Linked DNA regions of Homo sapiens: region 1 is linked to region 2. A link is an interaction called in ENCODE POLR2A ChIA-PET data of the cell type or tissue named here. Cell type or tissue: Panc1. All regions are shown on one strand. Each heading gives the region's core, and the rest is flanking DNA. Links, peaks and the distances in the headings are about the cores only.

Region 1 (15,683 bases), core at 3,920-11,919, 140 kb before region 2:
AGAAAGTGGCAGAAGAGGCTTCAGGTGGTGATTCTGCAGGAAAATGTGATATTCACAGATTGGGTTGTGCAGAAGAATCTAGGTCAGTGCTTTGGCTTCCTGCAGCTTAAACCAATGAGATAAGCTAAAACCTTAGATAATCCTAGAATATGAAGGAGAACTGAAAAAAAAGGTGGGGCAGGGGGACGCTGTATAAAATCCTCTGCAAGACCACGTAAGTGGAGAAGAGGTTTAGAAACAAGCAGTTCACTGGAGAGACAGATGAAGAGAAAGGAACCTCCTTACACACCCTAAATACCAACATCAGGTAGAGAAAGAGCCGCCTGGTTGCCTTTTCCCGTAGCCTTCATCCAAGCACACTGTTATGATTCTTTTTCTTCTTTTTAAAGCAGCATACACTTAGAGGGATCTTTGATCTGAAAGGAATATCTTGAAACTCTACCTACCGTTCATGAGGGCATAGGTGAGAATCATTACAGAGTTGTTTAGAAAGCTATTTTCTTCATTGATGACTTGGAGAGTCGCTTTTTTATCTTCTTCCGAAGAGTCCTTTGATGTAATGCCAGCTGACAGGTAAATGATGACCATGTCTGTATCTAAACAAAAACACATCAATTGAATGCTCTCTTTGGATTCCAGCTAAAGGCAGCAGTTCAGTTTCCTGTTCATGTCCTTGGACTTCCCCACCTCGAGGACTTGCCTAGCCCACGGTTCCTAGTCCCTCCTGTTTGATGCTGTGGCTTTCATCCCCCTGCTTCTGCCTTTCTTCCATTCCACCCTTTCTGGACAATGAGGCCACATTTATGCAGCATCAGGTAAGGAGATGTTCCTAATATATTTATCAGATGAAAGGAGGCGATTTCCTTTAGGCACCAATGGTTATAGTAATTTAAGCCAATCCAAATGGAAATCTCTCCTGCCTTCTGAAACAGATGATGCAGAACGCGACTTATCCTTTCCTCTGTGATGCAGGAACATCACCATGAATGCTCGTTTCTTGAGGACCAGGCTTTAAAATGATGACTCTTTCGGGCTCTTCAGGCACATAATGTTATTTGCTCCTAGACTAAATATCTTTAGGTAATTTTCATTTAAAAATCTCATCAGTAGAGCAGTGAAACATGGACTTAGAAGCCAGGTAACTGTGTTCAAAGCCCAGCTCTGCTACTTACAAGCTGTGTCTGGGTAATTGAGGCAAATTTCTCAACCTCTCTACAACTAATTTTCTTTGTCTATAAAATGGGAGTAATGACAGGACTGACTTAGTAGTGTTGCTGTGAAGAATAATTGGTTATTTTACGTAAAGACTATCAGCAAAAAGGTGATAAAAAAAGAAGGTAAAAGAGAAAAAAAAGAAACTACAACACACACACAAAATGAAAACAAAAACCATGCCATTGGATTGAAGGAGCACCCCTGAGTTAGAAGTGAAATTATTTTCCAAATAGGGCTGCGAGGTAGAATAACTGAGAGTTAATTTTGGTCCCGTAGAACTTCTGTCAAGTGGGTTGACTAAAAAAAAACAAAGGTGATTAATTTCCTACAATTAGAGATAAATAAGCAGAGGCTAAATGACCACAATAAAAAGAGGGAAGTCAGAGAGCTGGACTTTTACATCTTCTTCCTAATCTGTAATTCTTTGATTTAACATATATATATATATATATATATATAATGTTGAGAGTGTGTGTGTGTGTGTGTGTGTGTGTGTGTGTGTGTGTGTCTGTATATATATATATTTTAAGACTGAGTCTTGCTCTGTTACCCAGGCTGGAGTGCAGTAGTATGATCTCAGCTTACTGCAATCTCCTCCTCCAGGGTTCAAGCGATTCTCATGCCTCAGATTACTGTAGTGGGACTACAGGCACGTGCCATTATGCCTGGCTAATTTTTTGTATTTTTAGTAGAGATGGGGTTTCACCATGTTGGCCAGGCTGGTCTTGAACTCCTGACCTCAAATGATCTGCCCGCCTTGGCCTCCCAAAATGCTGGGATTACAGGCGTGAGCCACCACGCCTGGCCTCAATAAAAATTTTTAGGACATCCTACATATTTATCTTTTTACTGAGAAATATTTATATAATATGTTATACACTTACTTCTTCAGGTTTCTGTTATTGTGTTTTAGTTGAGGTTGCTCTAAAGTGACTGCGGCAGGCAACCTCAAACTTGGTCCCTTAGTGATTCCATGTCTTGACATTCATTCACCTCCTGGGGTAGCTGCCTCCCTTGAGTGTGGCTGGATTTAGTGAGTCACTTATAATGACTAGAATGCGGCAGAGGTGATGGGACATCAAGACAAAGACTAGGTTACAAAAAGACTGTGGCTTCTGCAAGGGGGGCTTTCTCACTCTGAAGAAAGCCAGCTGGCAGGCTGTAAGCAGTCCTATGGAGAGGCAAGGAACAGAGGCCCCTGGAACTGAAGATCCTGCCAGCAAAAGTGTGAGTGAGCTTGGAAGCAGCTATTTCCCCAGTAGAACTTTGAGAAGACAGCAGCTCTGGGCAATAGGCTGACTGCCGTCTCAAGAAACTCGTTGGGCCAGAGGCACCCAGCTATGCTGTGTCCAGATTCCTGAAGTACAGAAACTATGAGACAATAAAGATGTATTAAGCCACAGAGTGTTGGAATAATTTGTTACACAGCAATAGTTAATGAATATAGCTACCCTTTAAAAAATTATCCTAATGGTGAAGACACAAAACTTGAATTTCCTTCAAATTATACATTTCCATTTTAGATTTAAGTATTCTTTATTAGGCAGAATTTAACAGTTAACTTATAATATATGAATGTCATAGATAACTGAACTGAGTTTAACAAAATTTGACTCTAAGAAATAAATGCATTCAAAATTCCTCTTATTTACTCCTAATACTTAATACCAATTTTGATACCTGAACATTCTCTAGTGAACATTAACTGCACATTTAAATTTCACTATTTAGTTATCAGAGATTAGGAAGTGAATGCTGATGCAAAAAGAAAATCCACACTTTAGGAATATTCTTGTCTTAAATTAGATGTCAACAAACCAGATGTCAATATTTTTTCAGTTGTATATACAGTTCAGTAAATTATTTTATAAGGACCCTAAACAGTTCATTTAAACTTCAGACTGAAAAATACAAAAACAAAAATTGCTTGAGTCCCTAGTTGGAGGGAACATATATACATAGATACAGCATGAGGAGGATCTATGGTATGACACAAACCATCTCCTCATGGCAAAAGTATATGTGTGATAAATTCCTGGACACATCTAGGGTGACCTAAAAGAGAACCCTAGTCTCTAAGTTGTCTCACTTAGCCTTATGATTCTGCATAAAATACACTGTCATTTAGAGCTGTTTCTAGGGCAAAGGTCCATGTCTGGAAGGCCAGAAAGCTAGCAGCCCTTGAGCTGCTTTGGTAGCCAAGCACATTTTCTTTCCATTCCAACAATAAGACATACACTCTGTAAGAATCCTCGCTGGCTCTGTCCAACCCCTGACTCCATTCCCACCTTATCCTCAAGAAAAATTGAGTTATTTTTCCATTCTTATCAGATCTGTCAAATTTGGTTTGATTTGTTTTTTTAATGCATTGGGATATTCCCTTTTTAGTCACCCACTTAGAGCAATTTTAGGGGCAAGCAATTACAGGGACTTGGGGTAGAGCAGAGATGCAGCATGTAACTGGAAGAAAATGTAATAGCTCTCCATTTGCTGAGTCTCTCTATAAGCCACCAGGCATGTCTTGGGGTCAACATCAAAAGGGGAAGAGCGACTCATATTTAGGCTTTGCCCATACCATTAGATCTCCACTCTTAACCATCTTTAATTGAGGTTCATTATGATCCTCAACTAATCAGCTCCAAAACAAATTCAGAAGAAACAACTCCAGGATGTTAATGCTGTCAGTTAAAGATCTACCATAAGACTGAAAAAAGGGTCAGAATTGGACAAAAGTTTTAGACCTTCTGGTTGATATAAGGCAAATTAGTGTCAACCAACAATGATTTATGACATGTAGCTTATTTTTATATGGCTACCAATGTGGGCATACACTTTACTTTCATGTACAGACTAACCCTTACAACAATCGTCAAGAGTAGGTCTTATTATTTGAATAACCTCACATGTGGCACCTAAAACAGCACCAGATATACAGTAGACATTAAATAATTGTCTGTAGAGTGAAGAGAAATAGTGATGTATAGAGTTTACACTAGAATAAACTTCTAGGAAGTGTATACAGACCCCTTGCTACACTGTTGCCTAGGCCTTGGCCATCTTTGGGCCTGAGGTCAACTTAGGACATCTAGGGCATCTGATCTAGTTTAGCTGGAGCTAGAAGTCTTATAGGAAACTGAATATCATAATAATCACAGGAAATATGCATTGGATATTTATGATGGAATCCTGGATATTATCACCCCTCCATTTACAGGTGAGGAATCCAGGTCTGGAGAAAATAAAACAATATAGACAAATCCACAAGGTTAGAAAAATTTCAGAGTAGAACACTAGTTGAAATCTATAACCTGCATAACTCCTGGGCAATATTGCCTGAGAGTACCCTGGGACTGCTCCTTAATAAACTGGACAACGCTCATTCCTGAAGTCTTTTCTTTATACAAACTAATCTAGGTTATTTTTTCTCTAAACTGTCAGTAAAAGCTATAAACTAGAGGCCAGTGAGCTAAGCCTTAGAAACATCTTACTTGGGCTAAAAAGGGCTCCTCTGAGTATTTAGAAAACTGTGCCTTCAAAATTTGTCCAAGTCTTTAATGGTCAATCTTCTTGCCATGTTTTTGTTTGCCAACATTAAGAAAAACAACACAGAAAAATCCAGAGGAGAAATGCCTCTCATCAAACCAGCCTCCTGCTCATGTGCAGTGCAGGAATGTCTGTGAGAAGAGATTTAATGAGGTCTCTATTCACAGTTTTAAAGCTGGAACAAATGTCAACATTTGAAAATCAAGGGATTTCACATGAAAATCCAGATTTCTGGCATCTCTTGAAACAGAAGATCTGGCAGCACTGGGCAGACATTCCTGCTCAATGGACTGAACAGAGGAGCAGCTACCCTCTGGATGGTGCATGTGTCCATGTGACCATGTTCTCCAACTCATCCTCATTACCTTCCCCCAGCTCACTTGACTCAAATGCGCTGCCTGGCCACTGTGGACATCTGAGTTTGCAACTGCTAGTCTAACATTTCTCTCCATTATTTGAAAAGTATAATAATCAAAACTAGACTTTAAAGATGGTCTGATGACAGAAGAATTTGGTAGAAAGAACACTTCTAGTGAGGAATGCTGACAGGTGGGTGGCATTGACAAACAGGCCAATCTGCCTTGAGTACTTGAATTCAGCCTTGTTAACTGACCTTACTGAACCAAGGGCAACTTTACGCTCAGCCACCCCATAATATTGGCTTGTGGATAGCTGATGCTTGCCAAAGCTGGTAGGCCAAATTCTAAGATGATCTAAATGAGCAACATCCTGTATACTGCTGAATATACAGGATGTCCTGTATACGGGACATAACCTGTAACTTGCTTCTAAGAAGAAGAATATGGCAAGTAATGAGCCATTACTCCTGTGATGGTGCTTGCAAAGATGGATGGATGTTTGCCGAGGTCCCTGATAAACTTACATTGAGTTAATCACAAGCGAGAGTAATCTGATTAAATAAATCAAAAGGGAAAGTGGGGCTGATCTAATCAGATGAGCTTGTTAAAAGAGGGCCCAAACCTTCTCTGAAGCCAGGGATTTGAAGAGATGCTCTTCTATTGGCCTTGAAGAAGTAAATGAAATGAGTTTTACAGTTGCAAGGAAATGAACTCTGCCAACAAACGTGTGAGCTCATGTTTGTTGAACCTTAGCATGAATGAACCTTAGCATGAACAAACCTTAGCATGAACCTTAGGACTCTGAATGAACGGTAGTCCCACTGACACTCTGACAGTAGCCTGTGAGACCCTAAACAGAGGACTCAGCTAAGCTGTACTTGGACTCCTGACCCACAAAAACTGTGAGATAACAAATGTATATTGTGCTAAACTGCTAAGTTTGTGGTAATTTGTTATGCTGAGACATAAAACTAACACACCATGTACCATCATTAGTTATAATTACAGTAGCTTCCTTCTTTTGAGGATCCATTATGTGCGAGGCACTATGCTTTGCATTAATCAGTGCTTAGTTTAAACACAGACACAATGAAGGGCTTGGAAATGTATTCTTTAAATTTATCTCAATAGGATACATTAATATTTTCAAACAAAGAAAAAAACTATAAACAGATTTTTTTTTTTTTTTGAGACTGAGTCTCGCTCCGTCACCAGGCTGGAGTACAGTGGCGCAATCTTGGCTCACTGCAACCTCCACTTCCCGGGTTCAAGCAATTCTCCTGCCTCAGCCTCCTGAGTAGCTGGGATTACAGGCGTGTGCCACCATGTCCAGCTATATTTTTGTATTTTTAGTGGAGATGAGGTTTCACCATGTTGGTCAGGCTGGTCTTGATCTCATGACCTTGTGATCCACCCACCTCAGCCTCCCAAAGGGCTGGGATTACAGGCATGAGCCACCGCGCCCAGCCTATAAACAGATTTTTGAAAATAAAAGGGAAAATGAAATAGATTCCTTCAAGTAGTTTCAAAGCATGAGCCCCATTTCAAATATCTTTTCCCTTACTTTAGGATGCATCCTAATTCCAGATTTTCTTTAATACATAAAAATTAAATTAGAGGCCAGGCGTGGTGGCTCACACCTCTAATTCCAGCACTTTGGGAGGCCGAGGTGGGGGATTACAAGGTCAGGAGTTCAAGATCAGCCTGACCAACATGGTGAAACCCCATCTCTACTTAAAATACAAAAATTAGCCAGGCATGGTGGCACATGCCTGTAATCCCAGCTACTCAGGAGGCTGAGGCAGGAGAATCGCTTGAACCCGGGAGGTGGAGGTTGCAGTGAGCCGGGATTGCGCGATCACACTCCAGGCTGGGTGACAAAGTGAGACTCTGTCTCCAAAAAAAAAAAAAAAAAAAATTAAATTAGAGTGCCTTTGTACATCTGAAGGGCCATGCTCATCTAAATGACAGCTGGTTAGAAGAAGGAAGGATCAAGGCAAGAATTCCTGCTGCCCACTTCACGTCCACATGTGCACAAGCAGACTTCCACTCCAAGTCAAAGAGGAAGCAAAGCTGACAATCAGCATTAGAAAGGATGTGGAGATTCCCTTGGGACATAAGTGCAGACATGATCTAAATAAAGGGGCAGGAAGGGGAGGCTCTAAGAGTCAAGAAATTGTACAGACTGACCATCTTTGATTGGAAAAGATGAGAAAAACGCAGTTAACACTCTATAATTAGATGATGACGAAGACAACATATGACAATTTTATCCCAAATCTTTTTTTTTTTTTTTTTTTTTTGAGACAGAGTCTTGCTCTGTCACCCAGGCTGGAGTGCAGTGGCATGATCTTGGCTTACTGCAACCTCTGCCTCCTGGGTTCAAGTGATTCTCCTGCCTCAGCCTCCCGAGGAGCTGGGACTACAGGCAACCACCACCATGCCTGCCTAATTTTTTTTGTATTTTTAGTAGAGATGGGGTTTCACCATATTGGCCAGGCTGGTCTCGAACTCCCGACCTTGTGATCCGCCTGCCTTGACCTCCCAAAGTGCTGGGATTATAGGCGTGAGCCACCGCACCTCGCCCCCAATCAATTTTTTTTTAATCCCTCTACGCTGGTCGCGGTGACTCATGCTTGTAATTCCAGTACTTCGGGAGGCAAAGGCAGGTGGATTGCTTGAGTTCAAGAGTTTGAGATCAGACAGGTCTCAGCCAGTGAAACCCTTTCTTTACCAAAAATATAAAAATTAGCTGGGCGTGGTGGCATAAGCCTGTGGTCCCAACTACTTGGGAGGCTGAAGTAGAAAGATTGCTGGAGCCCAGGAAGTCAAGGCTGGAGTGAGCCATGATCACACCACTGCATTCCAGCTTGGACAGAGCAAGACTCTGTCTCAAGGTAAATAAATAAATAAATAAATACATACATAAATAAATAAATAAAATCTCTCTAAACATCATTGTGTGATCAATTTACAATATATTCCTATTGCCATCTTTATCTACTATGCCTCTAAGTCCTCTGAGAGAACGCACTCACTTGCTTGGAACTTTGTGTTATTGTTTGTACTTCGAATCAGCTGAAATGCCTTTTGGAATCCCACTGCGTGCTGGGTAGGACTGTCTGAAGACTTCACGCTGCTAACAAAGGTGGACATTTTCCTTTTTGTCTCACTGGTGGCTGGAGACAAGAAGGTCTTATAGCACTGGTCTAGTGAGCAAGTCCGGACGGTATCTGCCACAGTTAACACAGAAATCTGCAGGAAAGAAAAAAAAAAAAAACCACCAAACTTGTTATCCTACCGTCTAAAGATTTATTTATTTATGTAACAGAAGAGGCCAAGGAGTAAGAAGGCCTACAGAACAGATTCTGAGAGTTTCAAAATAAATCCCTGGAGCCATCCATCTATCAAATTTGAAAAGGATCCATAAGGATTGGTAAAGTGGGGAAACCCCTAGAGTTTGGTTTTTGTTCCAACATGAAGTGGTAGTATTATGTTCATACATAACATTAAACACACACACAAACTATTTTATGCAGAGAAAAGTCATAGCAAGAATGAACTATCCTGTTTTTCAACCTGGAGGTGAGGGGTGAGGGTAAGAGAGTGAGGTGTGTGTGTTTTAAGCCACTAGGTTAGTGAGCAAAACCTCTGGAGTTGGCAAAGTCAAAATGATGAAGCAGAAAATGTCCACAGGCAATAGATTATCATTAGCTGTACCCACACCTCTCTCTGAGGTGTCCCAGAGATTAGTCAGCCACTAGCGGCTTTCCCTTCTTCCTGACTTCCCAACAATCTTGCAATAAAGTTCAGCCATCCATCAGCATCCAAATCTCCCACCCCTCTCCTCCTCAGCGTAACCTCCAGTGTGAAAGTCATGGCTAATTAGAAACCTTACCATGAGCCATAAAGAAGTATAAGACTAAGCTTGGTGGTAGTTACGAAAGGGATTTTTGGATTTGTGGCTGCTTCCTCAAATATTAGAATAATACTCTTTTCCCAAAGTCTTTTCTTTTCCCAAAGTCCTTTTAAAGATGGATTTAAAAAAATATACAGATGGTCCCTGACATACAATGGTTTGACTTTATGATGGTGAGAAAGCGATAGGCAGGCAGTGAAGCTGTACTTTCAATTTTGGATCTTTTCCCAGGCTCCTGATACTTTCTCATGGTGCTGGACAATGGCAGCGAGCCGCAGCTCCCAGTCAGCCATGCAATCATAAAGGAGAACCGCTGATATAGTATTCTGCAGTGTACTGTATTCAATAAATTCTACGAGATAGCCAACACTTTATTATGTTATAAAATAGGCTTTGTGTTAGATGATTTTCCATAACTGAGGGCTAACCTAGGTGTTCCGACTGTTTAAGGTAGGCTAGCCCAAGCTGTGATGTAGCTCAGGTGTATTAAATGCATTTTCAACTTATGATGGATTTATCAGGATGTAACCCCATTGTAAGTCAAGGAGGATCTGTATATCACAAAACAATAAAGTACTTTAAAAAAGGCATTCAAGGAGAACCTGATGCCATAGGGGTCACAAGGGTCATGGTCACCTTGTCATGTTCATCGATGGCGCTGAGGATGACCTGAGCAGCGTCCTTGGCAATCTGAAGCTGAGTGTCTGTGACTGAAGCCCCGTGGTCCAGAATCACTACTATGTGCTTTGACTGCGGCCGGACTGTAGAGACGTAGATGGGTCTGGAGGGAGAAGAAGCTCTCTGGGGTCAGTCTTGGTTTAGGTAAAGGGCCTCAACTTAACACAGCTGTGAACACTACAGTGCATGGGCATGTTGGTCTCTGTGTTCTCCCAGGGATGGCACAAGGATGGAGAAATCCACATGGAAGGAGAAACCATATTGGTGCATTGAAAATAATACTTAAGACAACAAGGTGTGTCTGTAGAACAGGGATGGGTAATTTATGCCTTTAAAGATCAAAGCAGACAAGAGAAGTTTTTCAGGAGCAAACCCTTTCAGAGGTTGGCTTTTTCAGCATCACTAACATCCTGCTTTTCTCTCTTTTTTTTTTTTTTTTTTTTTTCAGAAAAAAGCAGGATGTTAGTGTTCTTTAACCCAATGCTTTCTGCACAGCTTAAAACTTCTAGTAGTTAAAATCCTCATATAAAATATGCACAACCTCTGCTTGGTATTGCCCAGTGTACCTGTTTTGCTAAAGGATGTGGATGTAGTGGTCCCTTGGGCTGAGAGACCAGCCAAGGAGAAAAAGGTCCCATCACCAGGGTTGGATTCTCCTCTGCAGACTTGCAGAGTGGGGCTTGGTTAGAAGTGAGGCAGCCTATAACCCGTGAGCATGCTGAGCAGCTTTGAATGGCAGGTTTGGTTTCTCTCTTCTCATACAAAGGCTCCTGCTAAGAGGCCCCTTTCCTTTCTGGACTGAAACAATTCACATAGGTCAGCCACCAAAAGGCCCCTTATCTGAGCATTTAAAACTGTGCCATCAAAATTTGTCCAAGTCTGTGATAGCCACTCTTCTTGCCAGGTTTTTGTTTGCCAACATTGAAAAAAAGGGGGTTGGGGGCAGCCACAAAGGAGAAATGCCTCCCATCAAAGCAGCCTTTTGCTAATGTGCAGTGCAGGAAGGTTTGTGAGAAGAGGTTTAATGAGGTCTCTATTCACAGTTTTAAAGCTGGAACAAATTAGAAGGAGTTTAAGAAAGCAAATCAGCCTCAAGAGAATTCTCTCCTTTACTGACATCCTTAAAACACTAGATTTTCCTGTGAAATGTTAGATGCCAGCTGAATCACAAAAGCCTGGGCACAAATTAAGAAACGCAGGCAAAGTACCAAAAAAACTCAAAATCTGGCCAAATTTACACTAGTTGTTCTCAAGCCCAAAGTCCTGCAGTAATTACTAAAGTACCACTATATTTTCATGAGTCGATACCATTGAGCCACTAGGGAAATGCAATAAAAAGAATCCAGGAGAGGTGGCTACAGAAATGAAACAGAGTACAGAAAAGAAGGAAAATTTGATCATCTCAACACTGACAAGTAGGTCAAATATTTAACTTTTTAGATTCTCCAAGCTAGATGGGTGGATTTTCTTTAAAATGACACACTTCCTTTGTTAAAATTCAATTCACATAAATGAAACTTGGGATATGTGTTGGCATTGTCACATTAAGTTGTTAAACGCTGCTTTAGTGGGATATATAAATAGTGATGTTAAATGTACAAACTGGGGGGCAGTCCTCATAGAATGACTGGTATCTACCACTTCCTTTCTTGTGTTGCTATGTCCTGAAATCCATTCCATACTTCCAAAGAATGTAGAGAACTTGGAAAGGCATCATAGGAAAGCAGTTAGGACAAGAAATGTGAATCGCAGTCTATCAGAGAGAAATGTGGATCATTTAGCCAAGGGAAAAGAGGTTCAAGGGCTAATTAGTGCAGATTTAGGGTGGAGATACATGAAAACTTTCCGAATTGCCTTGTGTAGGTGAATGCTGATTTTGACAAGGTTTCACTTTCCTTTTTAAACTTTTCTTCACAGGTGCTTCGTTAAAATCAGCATGCCATCTAGCCCATCTCTTCTTAGAAGCAAATGAGAATTAGATGGTTCATGGTGGCCTTTGTTCTCGTGAGAAGCCATGATCATGGCTTCTGGTCCAGTCTCCAAGACACCCAAGTCTTCACCAGAATGTGTGGGGAGGGAAAGGAAGAAACCACACACACAATAAAAATATCTTAGGACGACTGGGCACGGTGGCTCATGCCTGTAATCCCAGCACTTTGGGAGGCCTGAGGTCAGGAGTTCGAGACTAGCCTGGCCAACATGGCAAAACTTCGTCTCTACTAAAAATACAAAAATTAGCCAGGCATGGTGGTGGGTGCCTGTAATCCCAGGTACTCGGCAGGCTGAGGCAGGAGAATCGCTTGAACCCGGGAGGCAGAGTTTGCAGAGCTGAGATCGTGCCATTGCACTCCAGCCTGGGCAACAAGAGCAAAACTCCATCTCAGGAAAAAAAAAAAAAAAATCTTAGGAAAAGCACAGATGAAGTATTTTCCTTGGGGAAAAATTCTAGATAAAATTTAAAGTGAAGATGAAGGGAAGCTAAAGTAATTGTGTAGACTCCAGAAAATGGTGTGAAAAGTGGGTGCCCTGCACTAGAGCTCCAGATGTTTTGGCATCAAACATCTAACACTGCAAACAGGAAACTGTCAGGATTAAATAGGAAAGTATATTTGCTTCGGGGGGGTTCTATAATTAATGAGTCTTGTCATACAAAGTATCTCACCATTATTGCCCTTCTGGCTACATGGTAGAATCTCAAGTCATGTCTGTGAGAGAAAAGCAGGATGTTAGTAATTTTTAATCCAATGCTTTCTGCTCACCTCAAAACTTCTAATAGTTAAAATCTGCATGTAAATTTCATGCAGTATGGCCAAGCATGTCATCATAGAAAGGGAAGTTGAGTATAACAAACTACTCTGAGATATGTTATAAAGTTATGTTCAAGGGCTGCACTATAGATAAGGTACCATCATTTACATTTCAACAAAGAATTCTGAAACTCAAAACACTCTAGGTGCTTCACACAATTTGACTTCACGAGTAAGTACCTTTTTATATTTGGCATATTAGATAGCTATAGGAAAGCTCTGGGTTTTGTAATTTGCCCTTGCCTGGAATTTCACATCCACATATACTAAATGGTGAATTCATTTCAGAACAAGTACAAATTTCTGAATCCACAGCTTAAAGGCATAGCCATGAGTAGAAATGAGAAGTTTTATATTTCATGTAGATCACTCTTAAGCAATAATTAAAAACTTTAGCATGCAAGTCAACATACCTACTGCGGTGTTCGTAGCTGCCCTTACACCGGAACTTGTGTGCTGGGAAAACAGTGAAAATTCCTTCTTCTGAACTGAAATATTGCCACTTAATTCCAGGGTTGGATTTCAGGTTGTCTGCAAGAACTAGAGGTGTAAGGAAAATGAAATATAACCACCAAATCCACAGGTGCATGCAGGCACTGCTCCTCAGGCATCTGTTTTGCATAAACTGCTTCTAGTATGAAGAAATCCCACTAGATACAAGATTGTAAATTTTCTATGAAACATTTGCTTTCTGCCCCTTAAAAAACACCCCAAGAACAGAAAATACAATGTTTCAGCTAAGTGAAGTTATTACTCTTAATATTGTACCATGACATTATATGTCTTGGATTGTTTTTCCAGTACAAATGATTCATTTGCATTAATCTCTCCCTGCACTGAGCTGGTCCCTGTTGGGCTAGCACACACTAGTTGGCTTGGGGTACAGTCTGTAACTGTAGAAAACAGTGATGTTAATAGGCTGATGTTAATAGGCCTCATCACCAGAGGGACTAGACCTGTGACCTTAACCTTGCCTTTACTTTGCAATGAAGGAAACAGCATACATGGTACTTAAAAAGACAGGCCATAATCATTCAGTAAAGCTGTTACTTATGGAATGATTCCTCTGTGCCAGTGCTGGAATATAGGCTTCCTTATGTTATCTCATGTCATCCATAAAGCAACCCCAAGATGTGGGTGGTATTGTTATCACTACTTTGGAGTCGAGAAAATATGCTTAAGTGATTTATCAAAGACCTCATCAGTAAATGGCCAAGCTGGGATTCAAACCTGGCTGCCCTGACTCCTGTGTTCCTTACATCATGCTATACTGCCTCCCTTCATCTACACAGCATCCCTACCACTGACCTGCGTCTGCCATTCCCTCAGCCCAAGTGCCAACCACCTTGTTGTGTGCAATCCTGTCCCACGACCTCCATGAAGTCTTTCTTACCCTCTCCCGCAATCAGAATTTCCTCTTTTCTGAGCTCTTAGGATCTTTTGTTCTGCTCCATTCTGACTCAGCTATTTATTACACACTTACTATGTGCTGGTCACTGCTTTACATTTGGCAAGATATACAAAGACGAGCACAAAACAAGCCCTATTGTAATAATTGATATACAAGCAGACTTATACAGATGGAAATGGAACAAAAAGAAATTCAGTGGGGGGAAGATTCCGAGCTAAGGTAAAAAGGAAGGAATGCATGAGGTGTATTTGACCAGAAAATACATTAAGCTTTAAACACCCATGTGATCAAATAAGGATCTGTTTATATGACTATAAGGGCTGAGATATGACTCTAACAATGATGATGGATCTTCACCTCTACTGTAGACAAAGAGCTTTCACACAGGATATTTAAGTTGCACAAAATAATACATGATATGTGTTCTTATCTTCAGATTGCATTGAAGAAACTGAAGCTCAAAGAAATTAAATGGCCCTTTATAACACTGACACATTTTATTTTCTTCATAGCATCTATCACCATCTGAAATATCATTTGTTTAATACCAGTTAATTCTTCTCTTCTCCCTCCCCACCCCCAGTTACATTTTAAGGTCCATGCAATGAAGAACTTGGTTGGCCTTGTCCCCCGTATAGCCTAGAAAAATGCATGCACAGTGAGTGTAAATAGTTCCTACACAAATGAATATCCACAGCTAGTAGGTGGTAAGATCATGTCTTGAACATAGCTCTTCTGACTCTGTGTTTCTCACTAAATCCCTCGGCCTCAAATAAAAGTGGGTGGACTAATTACGGTATTATGTTTTTATACCATATGTAGCATCAGGAATTACATTATGAAATGGGAGCTGCAAAGATTTGCAGGATATTGTGGGGGTGATGGTTCCCTGTGAACTCAGGTGCAACAGTCATGTGCCCGCCTCTTCTCCTCTAGAGCATCATGAACTCCAAGAAGGTAAGACGATGGTCTACTCTGTCTCCTTGGCACTCAGAACAGTGACTGTCCTGTTCTGAAGGTTTGTTATATTAGCAGGACTGAATTCCTATTCTATTTTTTTATTTAAAAAATTTTTTTGAGACAGGGTCTCACTCTGTCGCCCAGGTGGGAATGCAGTGGTGTAATCACAGCTCACTGCAGCCTTGATCTCCTGGGCTCAAGTGATCCTCCTGCCTCAGTCTCCTGTGTAGCTAAGACTATAGGTGGGCACCGCCACACTCAGCTAATTTTTTTTATTTTTGTAGAGACAGGGTGTCACTGTGTTGCCCAGGCTGGCCTCAAATTCGTGGCCTCAAGTGATCCTTCTGCCTTGGCCTCTCAAAGTACTAGGATTACAGGCATAAGCCACCATGCCCAGCCCTGAGATTTTATCTGAGACAGACAGGCCTTGCTTCCAGTCTCTGCTGTCTCTAGTTCACTGTATTTATATCCACTATTATTCTGATGTCTGCTTGGCTTTGATCAACTTTTCATGATTTGTTCTTGGCCTACCACAGGCAGGGAATGGCTTTTTGGAATGGAGGTAAGGAGAAAAAAAAAATACTAAATCCTTACCTACAAGAGAAAGACTAATTGAGGGAGATTGGAAATACACACTAAACTTTCAATTAATTATCACAGTATCTGATTAAGAGCTTGCGTGAGGTACAGAGAAGGGCTATGGAAATCCAAAGATAGCAAAGATCTACCTGTTGTCATTGAGATGGTGTTGGGAACAAGTGCTGAGTGAATGCCTGTGACCCTCTAGGCAT
Region 2 (15,683 bases), core at 2,652-10,651:
AGGGTGTGCCCAGGGAGGGGGAGGGGCGGCGGGGCGGGGTGTGCCCCAGAGGAGGGGGCGGGGCGGGGCGCGGCCCGGGGGCGGGGAGGTCCCTTCTGGCTACAGCGATTTTATGCACCTAATCAGGCTCCTGAGCTGAGGGCCTTCGCTGAGCCGCTCTCCGAGGCCCAGGAAAGCCCGCAGCCTCCAAGGGTGCAGCAGGAGGAATGTCCCCTCCCCTCCCCTCCCCTCCAGACCTCGCAGCATAGTGACAGTTGCAAGACGAGCAATAAGGAGACAGCCACCCTGACAGTAATGCCTGTGGCTCCCGGGGCTGAGCAGGTACCAGTACAGGGGCTCCCCAGAGGCTCTTGACTGCCCTCCTGTATCTTGTTCCTTTCCATCTGCACTGGGGATGGTGGCCTTGGGAAAACAAAAGCAGTTCCTGCACGGTCATCCGGAGCTTAAAATTGGGTGGTGGTATAATAAAAAGTTACCTCTATACCTCTAGTTTCACACCAAGTGAGATAAAGTTTAGAAGAAATCTGAACTACATCCAGAAAATAAATGTTCTTCTGGGTGAGGAAGAAAAAAATTATTTCCAGAAAAAAGTTTGGAAGTCTTGGTCTCAAAGACTGCTGTTATCAATATCAAAATATCAATTCATGGAAATGAAAATATAAACAAAAACTATCACCATTTCTTGAACAGCCACTGTGTGCTCCTGGTGTACATCCTCGCACCGTCTTCACAATCCATTCAAACATCTGATCAGTGTCTCAATCAGATAGGCATAGATAGCACTACACTGCCGGCTTTGTAAAAGGGTTGCAGGGAGGTCCCAGGCCTCATAGAACTTGCAGTCCACCTCAAAGTAGGTACAATTTGCAAAGGAGGGGATTTACAACAGGTACGTTGCCCATGAGTATGCCCAGGTCAGTATATCTTTCCATTATACCATAGTGGAAGATATATTTATTTATTCTTCCTAAATATAGTAGAATTTCAGTCTTAACATCTGTTTCTACTCCCTTGCTTAGGAAAGCAAAATGAAACCAAGCAGAGGTACCTATATACAAAATGAAAGAATTAAACCCAACAGGTAAATCCAACTAATGGAAAACTGACGAGAGAATTCTGGTACACCCAAAAGAGAAAGGTTGAGACTTGCTAGAAAATTCATTAAGTCAGAGACTGTGTTCCTCAAGAAACAGTTCTAATGCATACCATTAAGTTCCAGTGATTAAATGTTGTGTCACATTTAAGTAAAATAGGTGTCTTCTCCTTTTAAGACATTTTCAGCAGCTGGGTGCAGTGGCTCATGCCTGTAATCCCAGCACTTTGGGAAGACAAGGCAGGTGGGATGGTTTGAGCTTAGGAGTTTGAGATCATCTTGGGCAACATGGCAAAACCCCATGTCTGCAAAAAATACAAAAATTAGCCAGGCATGGTAGCACACGCCAGTAGTCCTAGCTACTTGGGAGCCTGAGGTGGGAGGATCGCTAGAGCCCAGGAGGTGGGGGTTACAGTGAGCCATAATTGCACCACTGCACTCCAGCCTTGGTGACAGAGTGAGACCCTGTCTCAAAAAAATAAAAATATTTTCACCTTTTCATGTGCATCTCCATTGTGTCCACCAGGATTACCTTTATATTAGAAGAGGTCAGTGCTTGTCCTACATTTCCAAAGTAGGCAGAATGACAAGAGCTATTATATAAGGACTATCCCCAACCTCTTCATTTACAAAAGGAAGGGAAACAGCGTCACAGGTCACTATGCTGATGGCTAGCAAGGCCTAGAATTAGAGCCCAAAACAATGATCTCCCCATTAGTATACAGGAAGTTTTACCCATTAGTCTAACAAATCCCTGGCTTATTCACATTTAATTCTCTAAAGAAGCTCTACAAAATATAAACAATTGGAACCTACATTTATGTATGTATGGGGGGGATCATCAGTAAAAACACTTCTAACTGTATGCCTCAAATTGTTTAACATGAGTTAAACAAAACTTTTTCATCCTTCTAACAAAACTCTTCAGGTCTACCCACCATGCTACACAGCATTTGAAAATGTTGACCGAAAAAGTAGTCTAGCAAGTACTCTCTTTATTCACATGTAAGAATTCATCTTAAAAATATGAAATCATACTTTGTATGAACAAAGATGATTCCTAAAAGGCATGACTTAGTATCTTGGCTCTGTAAATTTTTGGAGTTTTGTTTTGTTTTGTTTTGGGTTTTCCATGTAAATATATTCTGTATTTTCTCTAAAGTAAACCAGTGCTTTGACAGATTTTAGATTTTTCCCCTTAACTAAAGGCATTATTCAATTTCAATGTCCTTGGAGTGTTTTATCTGGGGATTAGACAACTGTACCAAAACACAGCTGTTCCAGTTTTTTCTCCTTTATTTTTCACATTAAAAAACTCCCACTATCAGCCAGTCCAATTAGTTACTCACTATCAAAAGCCGGCTTTGGTCTTTCATCTTCTGGAAAACTGGATCCAAGTGACAGGGTGTCATGGAAACTGTATCTTGGGTCATTTCCTGTTTCAATTGTTTAACCACAAAAAAAAGTTCGGCTCTATCAGATGGAAATTAATGAATACTTGCTGTTGCCTTTTGAAGAGCATGCAACTAAATAAAAAAAGTAATTATCCTTTTTGACCAAGTTTTTCCAGCAACCCCAGGGAATACAGGGAGATCAATGCACCCAAAATGGGAAAAGAAAAATACTTCGATGCAATGAAACAAAGCCTTTTTCCGTTCAGTTTCCATAATTCAGTGGTCAGTTTTAAGGCTGCCACTTGGGTTTGGGAAATGTAACTACAGGTTAAGTGGTTTTAATTGCAGTTAACTTTATTCATACTCTTCTACTTACCACAAATTTTCAACCTCTCCTCACCTACTTCACCTAAATTTTGACATTAATTAGACAGAGTTGGTATTTTCCTTTTTAACCTGAAATTCCCCCACCATAAGAGAATGTGCAATAGAAACAAAAATTATAATCTAAAAAGATTTTATGCTGTACCTATTATCTGAAAACAACACACATGCACACACACACACATAGATGCATGCACATACACATACACACACAGAGAGAGGGAAAAGTAGAGCTTAAAGCTTACAAGCAATACCAAGCAGGCACATGTGTTTTTTAGGAATGAAGTCGTGGCTGGAATTCAGTAATAATGAGCCCCTCAGTGATCTAATGTACACCAGTGTACATTATGGATGGAAACAGAGTGCCAGACAGGACAATGGGGAACTCAACCAGTGTTTAATATGTTCAGCTCTGTCTAAATAACTGTTGGCAAAAAATGTGGAAGCAATACAACAAATCAATTTTAGGGCTCAGGAGGATTTGCTCAAATAAGACAGCTATGAAGTGTACATTACAGGATAAGTTCACAGCTCCATTGTGGGAAAGGCATCTACTTGCAATGTTTTCTGTCCTGTTTAAGTTGTTATATGTCTTCTCTATTCAAAACAAGGAAAAATCTCTGTTGCTTCTTTTCCTTAGCCTTTAAAAACAACAACAACTGGGAAAACATCCAAAAACAATTAACCTTAAATATTATGTAAAGTAAAGCTAAGTCTTCTATCATATCCAACTTGCTGTTGGGGAATTTCTATGGAGAAGAAAGTGAAGGGGAAAAAGAGAACACTTTTCAGTAATGACACCTGAGTTCTAGACCTTTTACCTATCATTTAATTACTCTGTTTATTTAATAGGTGCCAGCAAAGAGGCATCTAGGCCAGGCTCAAATCTACACGTAAGCCCCTAAAAGATCAACTGTGTTTTATTCAAAGTGAGATGGAGCTGATGATTTTCAAGTGGAAGTCACTTCCATTTCTTTTTCATCAGCCTTGGAAGAAAGTGGAATAGCCATCCTTCTACACCTTGCAGAGAGAAAGGTACTGATAGGTAGTATTTCAAGGTGTTTGTATTACACTTACTATGGTTGGGTATTTTTGTGCACAAAAACACCAGAAGTAGAAGTAATTTCACCAGAAGCAGTTTTTGCCAGAAGAAGATGTAATTTCTAGAAACTGTTCAGATAGTATTTTCTTATAGAAAAAGTAGTTAAACTATGAAATTAACTGCTGAAGGCATCAACACAAAAAGGCATAAATCAGTTCAAAGAGGGGAACCTAGACTAAAATAAATCCAAGAATACAGCTGCCAATCTGACTGGAAGGCCTCTGGTCATGATGAGTGAAGTTGGTTTTATCCCGAGAGAAATGATACATAAAATAAAGATAGAGCTGGTAGAGGGAGAGGTTGTGAACTCCAAGAGAGGCAAGAAATAGTCAGTGTATCAAAACCACTTTATTATTCTGGCTATAACTATTTTTCTTTTCACTTATTTCCTAGAAAATATAATGGTAGTAAGTTCATTGCACTTTCCTCTTAATTTCTTCTGTATTAAAATGCAGGAGGAGGGAATAGAGAATCTTCACATTTGCAAGAAGTAGCTTAATTATATAATAATTATAATAAACTGTTACTATCTGCATAGCAATAGGTTAAAATAGGTTAATTTTCTCTCTGTCTCTCCTTTTTTTTTTTTTTGAGACAGAATCTCACTCTGTCACCCAGCTGGAGTGCAATGGTGCAATCCTGGCTCACTGCGACCTCTGCCTCATGGATTCAAGCAATTCTCCTGCCTCAGCCTCCCAAGTACCTGGGATTATAGGCACTTGCCACCACGCCCAGCTAATTTTTTGTATTTTTAGTAGAGACGGGGTTTCACCATGTTGGCCAAGCAGGTCTCGAACTCCTGAGCTCAGGTGATCCACCCGCTTTGGCCTCTCAAAGTGCTGGGATTACAGGCATGAGCCACCGCGTCCGGACTCTCTCTCTCTCTCTCTCTCTCTCTCTCTCTTTTTTTTTTTTTTTTTTAAGAGACAAGGTCTTGCTACGTTGCCCAAGCTGGTCTGGGTCTTGCTGTGTTGCTCAAACTGGTCTCAAACTCTTGGCTTTAAGGGATCCTCCCGCCTCGACTTCTTCAAGTGCTGGGATTACAAACATGAGCCACTGAGCCCGGCCGCAGTAGGTTAATTCTTATAATTTGTGTATGAACTTAAATACTGGATTTTATGAAAGTTCTATTCTGGGTTTCATTTGTTTTGTTTGCATGCCCAATCAAGGATACTATTTAGAACATAGATATTTATTAGGCATGTGAGAAATGGGAAAGTTCTTCGAAGATTATAAAAAGGCATTCTTTTTTTGCAACACCAAAAACTTCATTCCCAACAGGCACATATGTTGAAGACACAAGGCCAAACACTACTGGCAAATGAAAAACATACCATTGTGAAACAGGTATGTGTATGCTGCCTACTGGAATTCTCAAGTGCTCTCCCATAGACTCCAGCTCCCTTGCAGGTAGGTGGAGTCATGTGACCAGTCATGGCCAATGGGCTGATCAGAAGTAACCTGTGTCATTACCCAGCCAAAGCCTACATGAATGAGGGTGAGCTCTCCATGCCTCTCTTGCCCTCTTGAGGCAAATCTTAACGTCACAGTTTGAGATGGTAACATCTCAAGATAGAAGAAGGCCACATCAATCCTTAGAAGACATATTAAACCAGAAAGATGTGTAGAATCACTGAAATAATAAGGATTCATTTGTTACCACAGCCTATCCTCAGCCAGGTGTTCTTAGCTTCTTCTGTGTTACACAGCTCAGGGACAGGGCAGTGAAGTATGAGAATCTCCCAGAATCATATGTTTAAATGCATAAAACACACAAGATTGTAAAGAACACCCACTATAATTTTTTAAAGCTGTAACATAGTAATATGTGCTTCTTTATTATTAATCAACAACATCTCTAATGATGGGTCTAACAACTACTGTAATTTCAAAGTACTGAAGATTATGCCATTTCAAGTTATCTGTAGAAATCTACAATTATATATGAAATATTTGTTTCTGTGATAAAGTTCTCCATGGGCTGCTAATACTGTTAGGCTCTGTTGTCTGCAATGTAATGGAAAGAAATGATAGATTTTAGTTAGAGGTTTGTGTTGTAATTTTTTTCCTCATCAAGTTCACGGACTCCTTGAATTCTGCGGAGCCCAGAATAAGAAGCTCTGAGTTTCACCATCTCCTAATACAATCATACTCTTAACTTCTCAGGCAAAAGTTCTACTGAGCTCCCTAGGGTTGCATGTTTTGCAAAGTGTGTGGCAGACTCCTTTCTGGCCTGTCTTCTGCCATTGAGTTTCAGTCACTGATTTTGTGTACTGGCAAACAGTTTTGAACATGAATGCAGTGAACTAAGGAAGCGTATTGTTCCAGTTGCTAGAATCCAATTTTATGGAGGCTTAGGTGCCTTTAACGCAATGGTGAAGAAAACTGATAAGAATCAGCCCATAAGGGGCTGGTCAAGTCCTCTAACATGATAAACATCATCCAGTCTGGGAAAAACAACCAACAGTTGTACAAAATGCTGCTGGTAAAACACCGTGTCCAGAGGCTTGTCATGACTTCAAGAAACATCAAGACACCTGGAGATTGCTGATACGAGATGCTGGAGCCGCTGTATCAGAATGCTGTCCAGTTCGCAGCTGGTCAGCACTACTTCAAGAATGTATACTACCCCAAACTAACTGGGAAATCAGTTCTATTTAATAAATCTAGGAAGACTGGCTACAGCAAGGCTGAAATAATTAATACTGTTTTAGATGGTTCTCCATTCTGCAAGTTGCAAAGAGAGAAATGACCAATGTACTTTAAGCACACGATTATTGCACTTTCTTTCTGGTCATTTTCCCAGGGGAAACCACCAAGTCAGCCCAGCAAGGTAGTCAACACCTTACTCAAGAATAGGAGACAGAGTAGACAACTGAGTTGTAGATGTCAGTCCTGATAGAGAGACAAGAGATCAGAATATCAAGAAGTATTTGAAATTAAGACTCTGCATGCAAGACTTGAAAACCAAGAAGCTGGGGCTTGAGACTCAATCTTTTTTCACATTTCAAATACTGAGAGATGCTGTAGTGTGGTAGAAGTGCCACTGGATCAAAAGTCATGAAACTGAGCTTTTCATCTAGGCCCCATCACGAGTTATTTCAGCAAACATGGGCAAGAAGCCACATTGCGCTGAGCTTCAGATTCCTTCTATAAGGAAGGCGCCTCCCTGCACAAAAGTAAAGATGCAGTAAACTTTAAAAATCTCAGAAATATGATGATACAAGGAATATAATCAAATACAGTTTTAAACTAAATGTTTTAGAAAACACAGTATTTCAGTTTCGAATAGTGAAAAAATAAAGAGAATAAGTAGTTCTAATATGCTGGAGCACGCACTGTATTTGGTACTGTACATGAGTGATTTTACAAGTTGCATGAGTTAGCATCTATATGCTGTTGTGAGTCCCCTATGCCTTCTCTCTGGTAGCTCTCTCCGAGCTTTGGTGAACCTCTTGTTTAATTGTCTGTTAGCTCCATGAGGATATGCCACACTCTTTTGTTTTGTTTTAGGAACAGAGTCTTGCTCTGTCACCCAGACTGGAGTACAGTGGCACGATCTCAGCTCACTGCAACCTCCGCCTCCTGGGTTCAAGCAATTCTCCTGACTCAACCTCCTGAGTAGCTGGGATTACAGGCACGCACCACCACGCCCAGCTAATTTTTGGTATTTTCAGTAGAGACAGGGTTTCACCATGTTGGCCAGGCTGGTCTTGAACTCCTGACCTCAGGTGTTCTGCCCACCTTGGCCTCCCAAAGTGCTGGGATTACAGGCATGAGCCACCACACCCAGCGTGCCACAGTTTTGTTTAAGGGTATATTGCCCCACTGTTGGAAGACTCTGGAAAGGTTTTCTGGAGAAAGGAGGAATGCCCAAATGCCTGTCAAAGGGCTTGGGATCTAGTCTGTGCTCACTCTTGGCCCCTGATAAACTCCCTCTGCCCCTTTTTGATATGCTGATGTGTCCTGTTGTTATTTTGATTATATTCCCGCCAGAGGCTGACTCATTTACCAGGAGAACAAGCCAGGGTTTAATGCCTGCTGATTCCTGGCTCTCTCTGGGGTATTTTTTTTCCTGAACTATATGACTCCAAATAGCTGCAGTTCTCATAACCATCACATTAATTTCAACAGGCCTTGAAATCTCCTAATTCTTTCTGGTTAAGGGGCTCTTCCATCTTTCCCTACTTTCCTTGCCAACCATTGCTGGCTATAATTAATTGAAAGTGAAATTTCAAAACTAGGAAGGACTGTCTTTATTTCCCCCAGCCCACAAGCACAATAAGCAGATGCAAGGCCTGTGTCCTTTTCTTTATCTACCCTAAAGCCTCCCAAGGCACGATGGAAGCACAGAGTAGGGACTGAAAAAATGTTAGCCGAGTGACTGGATAATCAAAGGATGACCACTGCAAATCAAAGCCCTGTAGCATCCTTGGCAGAAAGAAAAAAGCTCTGCCTTCATTTTAGTGTTGGAGGCACTATAAAATTACAGACTATGTCTCTTTCTCACTCTTTTTTTACTGCAAAGCTAATAATCAGTAGCCAATGGGCTAATTCCTCGGCATTTTTTTGAAGAAAAAGTAAACATGATTTTTTTTTTTTAAGGACCAAATTCCCACCCTGCTTTGAAACATAAATCTGAAGACCCCTCGGGTTAAAAATGACAGCTAGACTCCTTTAATCTTGAAAATGTTCTCTCCATGGAAACCTTAAGGACAGGAAACCACTTAGGCAAAGCTTTCTTTTTTCTTTTTCTTTCTTTTTTTTTTTTTTTTGAGACAACTTCTAAGGAAAATCTAGGTTTTGAGGAAATTGGGCTTCCATGCACGAGTGTCCTGTAGGAAGGCAGTCCATGTCATGTGACTTCATTGACCCATAAATTGACCCATAAATAAAGCTTTCCGAGGTTGGCTCAGCTGGAAGAGACTTTGACTCACTTCACCTCTCTAACAGATTCTTATTCTCAATTCCCAGTGCACCGTCTCCACTATTAAGTTTCATGTTAGGTAGAACACACTCTAGTTTCACCCAAAGGCTGTGAAGTTTGTAAGCTATAAGTTTCAAGTAGGATAAGAACCTCAAGTGGGATGCCATTGGCTACAAGACTGGAAAAATTTGAGTCAGCAAATAATCCTAGAAAATTAGACTGGGAAGGTTGTTTACTAGATTATAGGAGGAAACTAGCACAGAGAAGCTAAGTTATTAGCTCAAGCCTTCATCATATATATGGCCAGATGTAGAATAATTTTTCCTACCTCAAAGATGACTAGATTTTTCTTGACACTCCAGCACATCTCCTCTTAAATATTCTAGGTTGGCTGAACTTAAATACTACAACTATTACTACTACTAATAATAAGCTAAAAAGCAATCAAAATATTTTCAGTAAGACTGAGGTGGGGCAATTTTGCACAATTTGACATCCTTTATAGAACCTTGAGCCTACTACCAGAAGTGAAATACACCACAAATTTCAAAGGATAGGCCTGAATGTAGTTCAAATAAGCACTAAACATACATCAAGTCACTTTCACTACCACTCATGTTCTAGGATGCATTGTCTGGGACATGGGCCAGGTTGGCAAACAAATCATTATAAAATGCAAAGGTATTAAGTGCCCTCTTGCCTTTGGCAGCACATTCAAAGCTAATCAAATATATTATAATAAAACGAAAATATAGCTACCAAGGTCCCAGCCAACAAAGGAGAAAAGTCCATACATGTTCTTTTTTCTTTTAATGGATTAGATATTCCAACTTTTGTTGTATTTCTTTGTGAAAGACACGCCTGGGAAGAAATGGGAAAAGCAGGAGACACAGCCATAACTTGAAGAAAAAGAAGAAAAAAAAGTAGGCTTAGATGAAGAAATTTGAGGACTTTGGTGCTAGGGCTCTTTGAAAACTCATTACAGCAACTCAGGTTCAAAAAGGGTCAAAAAAAAAAAAAGTAATTCTCTTAGCTTGGAGTCAAATAAAAAGCACTGTATTGCTCTCTTTCTGCCCATGTTTATCTATCATTTCATCTCTCTCCCTATCAAGAACTGAGGGCAAAGTTTATCTGCCAACTTCAATCCAGGCAGACAGACCAAGTACATTGGGGACATACCCTTTTGTGTGGTCATTCACACTTGGAAGATAAGGGAGAACTTAGTTTTTCAAGTACATAAGAAGAGATGGTAGCCATTTATTTCAACAGAGAAGGTCAAAAAGAAATAAATTAAGATTATATAGGAGAGCTTTTCCTAATACATGAGAAAAGAATTCCAGAATATAGCATAGACACTGTATACTGTAATAAACTTACCTAAGGCTGGAATTTAGCATTCTATCCTCAGGTTTTCTTTCCTTTTCTCTTTTTCTTCCTCTAATAATGATGACAATAATACTTTGCATTTTCATTCATTTCCAGTTTTCAAATTAATTCTATATATATTCATACATTCCATTCTCCCTAAGCAGGGGAGGGGAGGTTGGTTTCCAATACATGCTTACTTGGAACAGAGGAATGATCTAAACAAATGTGTTTTCAACCACTGGATCTGTAAAGTATTTCCTGTTGACCGAACTGTAACTAATACCAGTTCCTCTCATAACCCATGCCCATATTCTCCAGAGCCCCCCACACAAAGAGACCACTACACAAAGAAACAAGATTTATGCCAACAGCAAATATTATGGGGCTCACTAAATGCTGAATCAATTAATGTAATAATCCTAAGTGCTCAAGCAGAAGCTGACATGGGTTTCAACCCCACATCTACCACTTCGTGGCTTTCACATCTTAGATAAGTCATTTCTCTTTCTGAAACTAGTAGCTATCTGCATTAGAAATAGAACTCTAACCCTTAGCATAATGCCTGGCACATAAAAAACACTAAAAAAAGTGAGCACTATTTTAAGTTCTACTTACCAATAAAACGTGGTTCTTAGGAGATTTTCCCCCCTTTCCTAGCAATTTAAGCAACCATATCCTGTCAATTTAAGCAATAAAGAATTCCACTAGCCTTGTGGTTTCACTGGTAGGTAACAGGTAGCAAATAAAAGCAGCTACTACATGGTTAAATTCTAGATTGGAGCTTCCAAATCAGACTAAAGAAAGAGAAATGTAAATTCTTTGTCGTTAGAACCATCCCAAAGCTTTGGGATGTTGTTGGGGAGCTCGAGAATTGCTATCCTATATAAATAAATCTCGTCCGTGACAACTGCTGGAGATATGTCACTAACACAGCTTGATTTGTCCACATTTACCAATGCAGAGATTTCTTTCAAATTAAGAGAAAACAGGGGAGGGAAGATAGTTAGAAAAGATGAGAAAATTTCATGTGTCTTACCAGGCAAGGCCAGAGCCACAGTCCCACTTTACAAGCCCCTACCTGGTCTAAAAGAAAAGTTATCTAAAGCATTAACTAAGAGGATAAGAAGCCACCATTGTTGTGGGCTTAAAGTGATCCACTTTCACTAGGGCTCAGAGAAGTGGGGCCCTCATTGCAAATGCAAAGTCCCCAGCTGGGGGTAAGAAGAGAAAATGTTAAGATGCTCAGCTCTGAAGTGCCAATACCCTGGTCTCCACATTCCAACGCTGGCCGCCTCCTCCCTCCCTTGTCCCACCGCTCCCTCCCATTATTCTGGAGCAGGTCCTTCCCAGCTCTGCCATTCGGTGACAGAGAGACTTGGGAAGCGCCCCAGGAACTGCTGAGATGGAGAAATACACAAAGGCTCCCTTCCACAAAGCATTCTTTCACAGAGGCAGCCGTGTCTATTAAATAGGTCCCCTTAATGTGCATACACTTCTATAAGGAGATTATGAGAACCACGAGCTCGCTAAATCAGCCCCACAAAATGTGTGTAAATCCACTGCAGGGAGGAGAAAAGGTGTGTGTGGCAGGGAGGAGGGAGGATTTAAAATTAGTGGCAGGGGGCCTCCACTCTTCTTGGTAATTCCCTGGGGAAAAGAAGGTATAGACAAAACTGTCCAATGAGGCTGCCACAACCCCTGGGTTGAGCCGTTTGGTATCTGCACAATTCCTTTCCTCCACTTGCATTGTTATATTGTCCAGCTATGGGCCATAACTCTTGCAAAAATATTCCTTCCTCTAAGTTGTAAGAAGAGAGGCATAATAGTTCCCTATGTGGTAATATGCACTTTCCACAGTCTCCCAAATCTTTAGAAATAGGAAGCACAAAATGTAACAAGTAATTTTCCAATAAAATGTGTGATGCATTTTCTCAAAATAGGTAAGTGAAGTGCTCGACTATATATTTATTAAGCCCCTCATGGGTCATCACACTGGCTTCATGAAGGATTCAGCTTTTCACCTCATTATTTCTTCATGATCACCTCCTCCTGGAGAAGAATTAAAGTTACACAAAAAGCAAGTTTACCCATAGTAATAAGTGGAATGTCCTTTTATTTACCTAGCTATACATAAGATAAAATAAAAAATCTTTCACTCAAAAAGCATTTCCAAACATTTATAAGATATGCAAATGATTTCCCAGTTCACAAACGGATTTTAGAGACATTTCGTTTGATGTGACAACAGCTCTGTGACACAGATATTAACAACTCCCGTGTTACAAAGTCCAGAGAGATTAAGTGGAGCCCCAAGTCTTTCCTTCCAAATTCATTCATTCATTCCTTCAGCACTTACTGAGGGCCTAGTTTTGGCCTGGGCACTATTGAAGGTAGGGATTCAGGGAAAGCAGATGTAGTCTCTACTGCTAAGTATCTCACAAGGGCAACCCAAGCTTAGGTGTAAGAAAACAGGCATCTTTCTAGAGAAGGCTATGTCAGAGCTGAATTTTCAAGGATAAATTTCCTGTTCTTTTCACATCAACATGTCCTCCATGAATCACCAGTATTAAACTAGGCTAAGAAAAAATGAACCTGATAATCACCTTTGTGCCAGAAGACAAAAATAACTGGACAGGAAGCCCAGGCAGTCCCAGTGGCGGTGCTGTCTTTTACACTGACGTTAACTCTAACGATCAGCGGAGTAACCGCACAGCGCTGCTGGGCACCTGGAGCTTATTGTTTCCGTGTGGCATATGATGAAGTATCAGAACGGGGAGGAGTATATCTCCAAGAAGGAATGTGATGAGCAGAAAAACTCATCCTGTGAGATTGGCCTAGAGAGATCTGAAGCCAGGAGCCATTTGGTCTTGTCCAATGGCATTAATGTACCCACAGACAAAGGCCAAAGGGGACATGGAGGCCAGAGCTGCTGGTCAACGGCTTGTTTTAAGAAAACAATAGGGGGACCCAACTCCATGCTATCAGAATAAAGGCCATCCTTCCCCGTATTTTTCTCAAGTTATACAAGTGCCGTTATTCTTCAAGCAACAAAGAATTCCACTAGCCTTTTGCTAAGGATAAAACATTTCCAAAATATAAGTTGTTTAAACTGCAGGTATAGAATAATTTCTTCAACTGTCTTCTTTTTCCCAAATGAATAATGCTACCTAGATGAAAACAATTTTTTTCTTCACCTTTTATTCCAAATTTCTTTTTTTAAAAAAAGCTTCCATCTTTTAAAATTCAAACAGAAATACTGAGGGAAGTTCCAGTTTCAAACCATCTTTTGTCAAGAAAAAAAACTAGTGAAAGGTACTTTCAGGAAATCAAGTACAGTATATGATTTCAACACAGCAAAGCTAGTGTCTCACTGTTAATTTTTATTAATAAAAAAAAAACAAAAAACAAACAAACAAAAAAAACCGCTGGGTGCAGTGGCTCACACTTGTAATCCCAGTACTTTGGGAGGCTGAGGTAGGAGGACTGCTTGAGTCCAGGAGTCTGAGACTAGCCTGGGCAAGACAGTAAGACCCTGGCTCTACAAAAAACAAAATTTTTAATTAGCTGGACATGGTGGTGCATGCCTGTAGTCCCAGCTACTCAGGAGGCTGAGGCAGGAGGATCACTTATGCATGAGAGGTCAAGGCTGCAGTGAGCCAAGCTGGGCAACAGAGGGTGATATGGTTTGAGTCTGTGTCCCCACCCAAGTCTCACATCAAATTGTAATTCTCATGTGTCAGGGGAGGGTCCTGGAGGGAGGTGACTGAATCATGGGGGTGGATTTCCCCCCTGCTTTTCTTGTGATAGTGAGTTCTTGAGTTCTCATGAGATCTGATGGTATAAAAGTGTGGCACTTCCCCCCTTGCTCTTCTTTCTCTCTCCTGCCACCATGTATAAGGCATGCCTTGCTTCCCCTTTGCCTTCCACCATGATTGTAAGTTTCCTGAGGCCTCCCCAGCCATGCAGAACTGTGAGTCAATTAAACTTGTTTTCTTTATAAATTATCCAGTCTCAGATAATTATTTATAGCAGTGTGAAAACAGAGTAAAACAGAGGGAGATCATTTCTTTAAAAAAAAAAAAAGAGAGAGAGAGAGAGGAAGCAGTCCTTGAAGAAAGGTACTGCTTTTCCCAGTGCTTTGGGTTAGTTACTATATACAGGGACCCTGGCATTCATGGACTGCATGTTTATAGTTTGGACCATTTGAGAGCAACCCCTGACCAAATTTAAGCAGGGTAACAAATTCTAGACATTATTAATATTAGTCATATCATACTGGTCTCTCGATTTTAGACAGGTTCAATTATTTATTTACTTTTTCAAAATTATTTAAGCAAAGATTTTTCTAGATTTTTATCTTTTAATTTTTACATGAGAACCCCACAGGATGGGGGGTTTTCTGAAAATTAAAGGGCAAGAGTTTTCAGTCCATGTTTGGAGAGAGAAAATGTTGCTCTGCATCTATGTTCCCACCAGCATTTGCTGACTTCCCTGAGAATAAAAGGTTATAACTGAAAAAGCATGATACAAAGTACTTTTATATAAATTCTTGCTTTTGGTCTTCACTACAACCTTTGAGGTAGGGTAAAATCCCTATTTTACAGATCAAGAAATTGAGGCTTGCTGAAGCCAAGTCACTCTGCCTTTGCACGACTCCTTTGTAATTGTTCTTAAAAGGCAAGCTATTTTTGAAACTCACTGAAGGGAGAACATGACATTAGCAAGGCATTGCACCACCCACAAAGTACATTCTCTCCCCTCAGATGTCTGAAGGGTACACACATCTTCTGAGAAGACAGAAACTCATCAGCTTGAGGAGAAAATGCCAAGTTTAAAGTGAGGCTTGTTAGAGAAGAAGCTATCACAGTTTATTAAATTAGCTTTCTCTCCCAGTGAGTGTTTGATGTAAATGGCAAGGGTTCGAAGGTCAAACAGGAAGAAGTATGTGCTTTAATTTCTCCCCCCTAGAGGTGCATGAATGTTTTCTATTAACGAAAACCCTGTAGCCAACAAATCCTAGGCTTGGATCAAACAGCCCTCCATCTTTTAAGTTATAACATCACAAGGAGACATTTCAAGAGGAAACCATGCCCAGTCAGACCTGCAGTACCAGAGAGAGGGCTGCTTCTGCCCTTTGGGAATTTGAAAAATATCTTCCTTTTTGCTGAAAATGCTTAGTGACAGACAAAAATATCCCCAAATAGTTATTCCTGATCGGTGGACAGGGGCGACATTGAAAGTGGGCAGGGGCTGAGATGGAGCTATTTGTACCTCTGGCCAAGGGAATTAGGTAACTTTGTACAACTCCCTTTGGCTAAGGCAATTAGGAATGGACATTCTGTCATCCAGCTTGGTCCACTGGGGTATGTATAAGTTAGGTAATAATAGCCAGTACTTAACTTGTGCTTAGCATGG

Evidence for each region. Peaks named below come from ENCODE experiments on the same cell type or tissue, not always from the same donor. Only the 100,000 strongest peaks of a DNase experiment are listed, where the experiment ranks them.
Region 1: POLR2A ChIA-PET joins it to region 2 with 11 read pairs; 2 of 35 experiments call an interaction of 5 or more read pairs at or near these places.

Annotation. Positions count from the first base shown.
Region 1 is chr1:64,626,733-64,642,415 of GRCh38, reverse strand. CACHD1 (cache domain containing 1) reads right to left here. Exons shown (of 27, transcript NM_020925.4): 5 at 12,935-13,061; 6 at 9,673-9,817; 7 at 8,156-8,372; 8 at 447-596. Among named protein-coding and RNA genes, the nearest start is that of MIR4794, 55 kb to the right of the region's middle. In Panc1, for the core only: no CTCF peak of the experiment used is centred there; no DNase peak of the experiment used is centred there.
Region 2 is chr1:64,489,929-64,505,611 of GRCh38, reverse strand. The region is part of intron 1 of CACHD1 (cache domain containing 1); the gene reads right to left. Among named protein-coding and RNA genes, the nearest start is that of CACHD1, 28 kb to the right of the region's middle. RefSeq lists enhancers at 353-852, 11,069-11,714. In Panc1, for the core only: CTCF peaks have their summits at 5,294 and 5,495 (motif pointing left); no DNase peak of the experiment used is centred there; H3K27ac peaks cover 1,036 bases.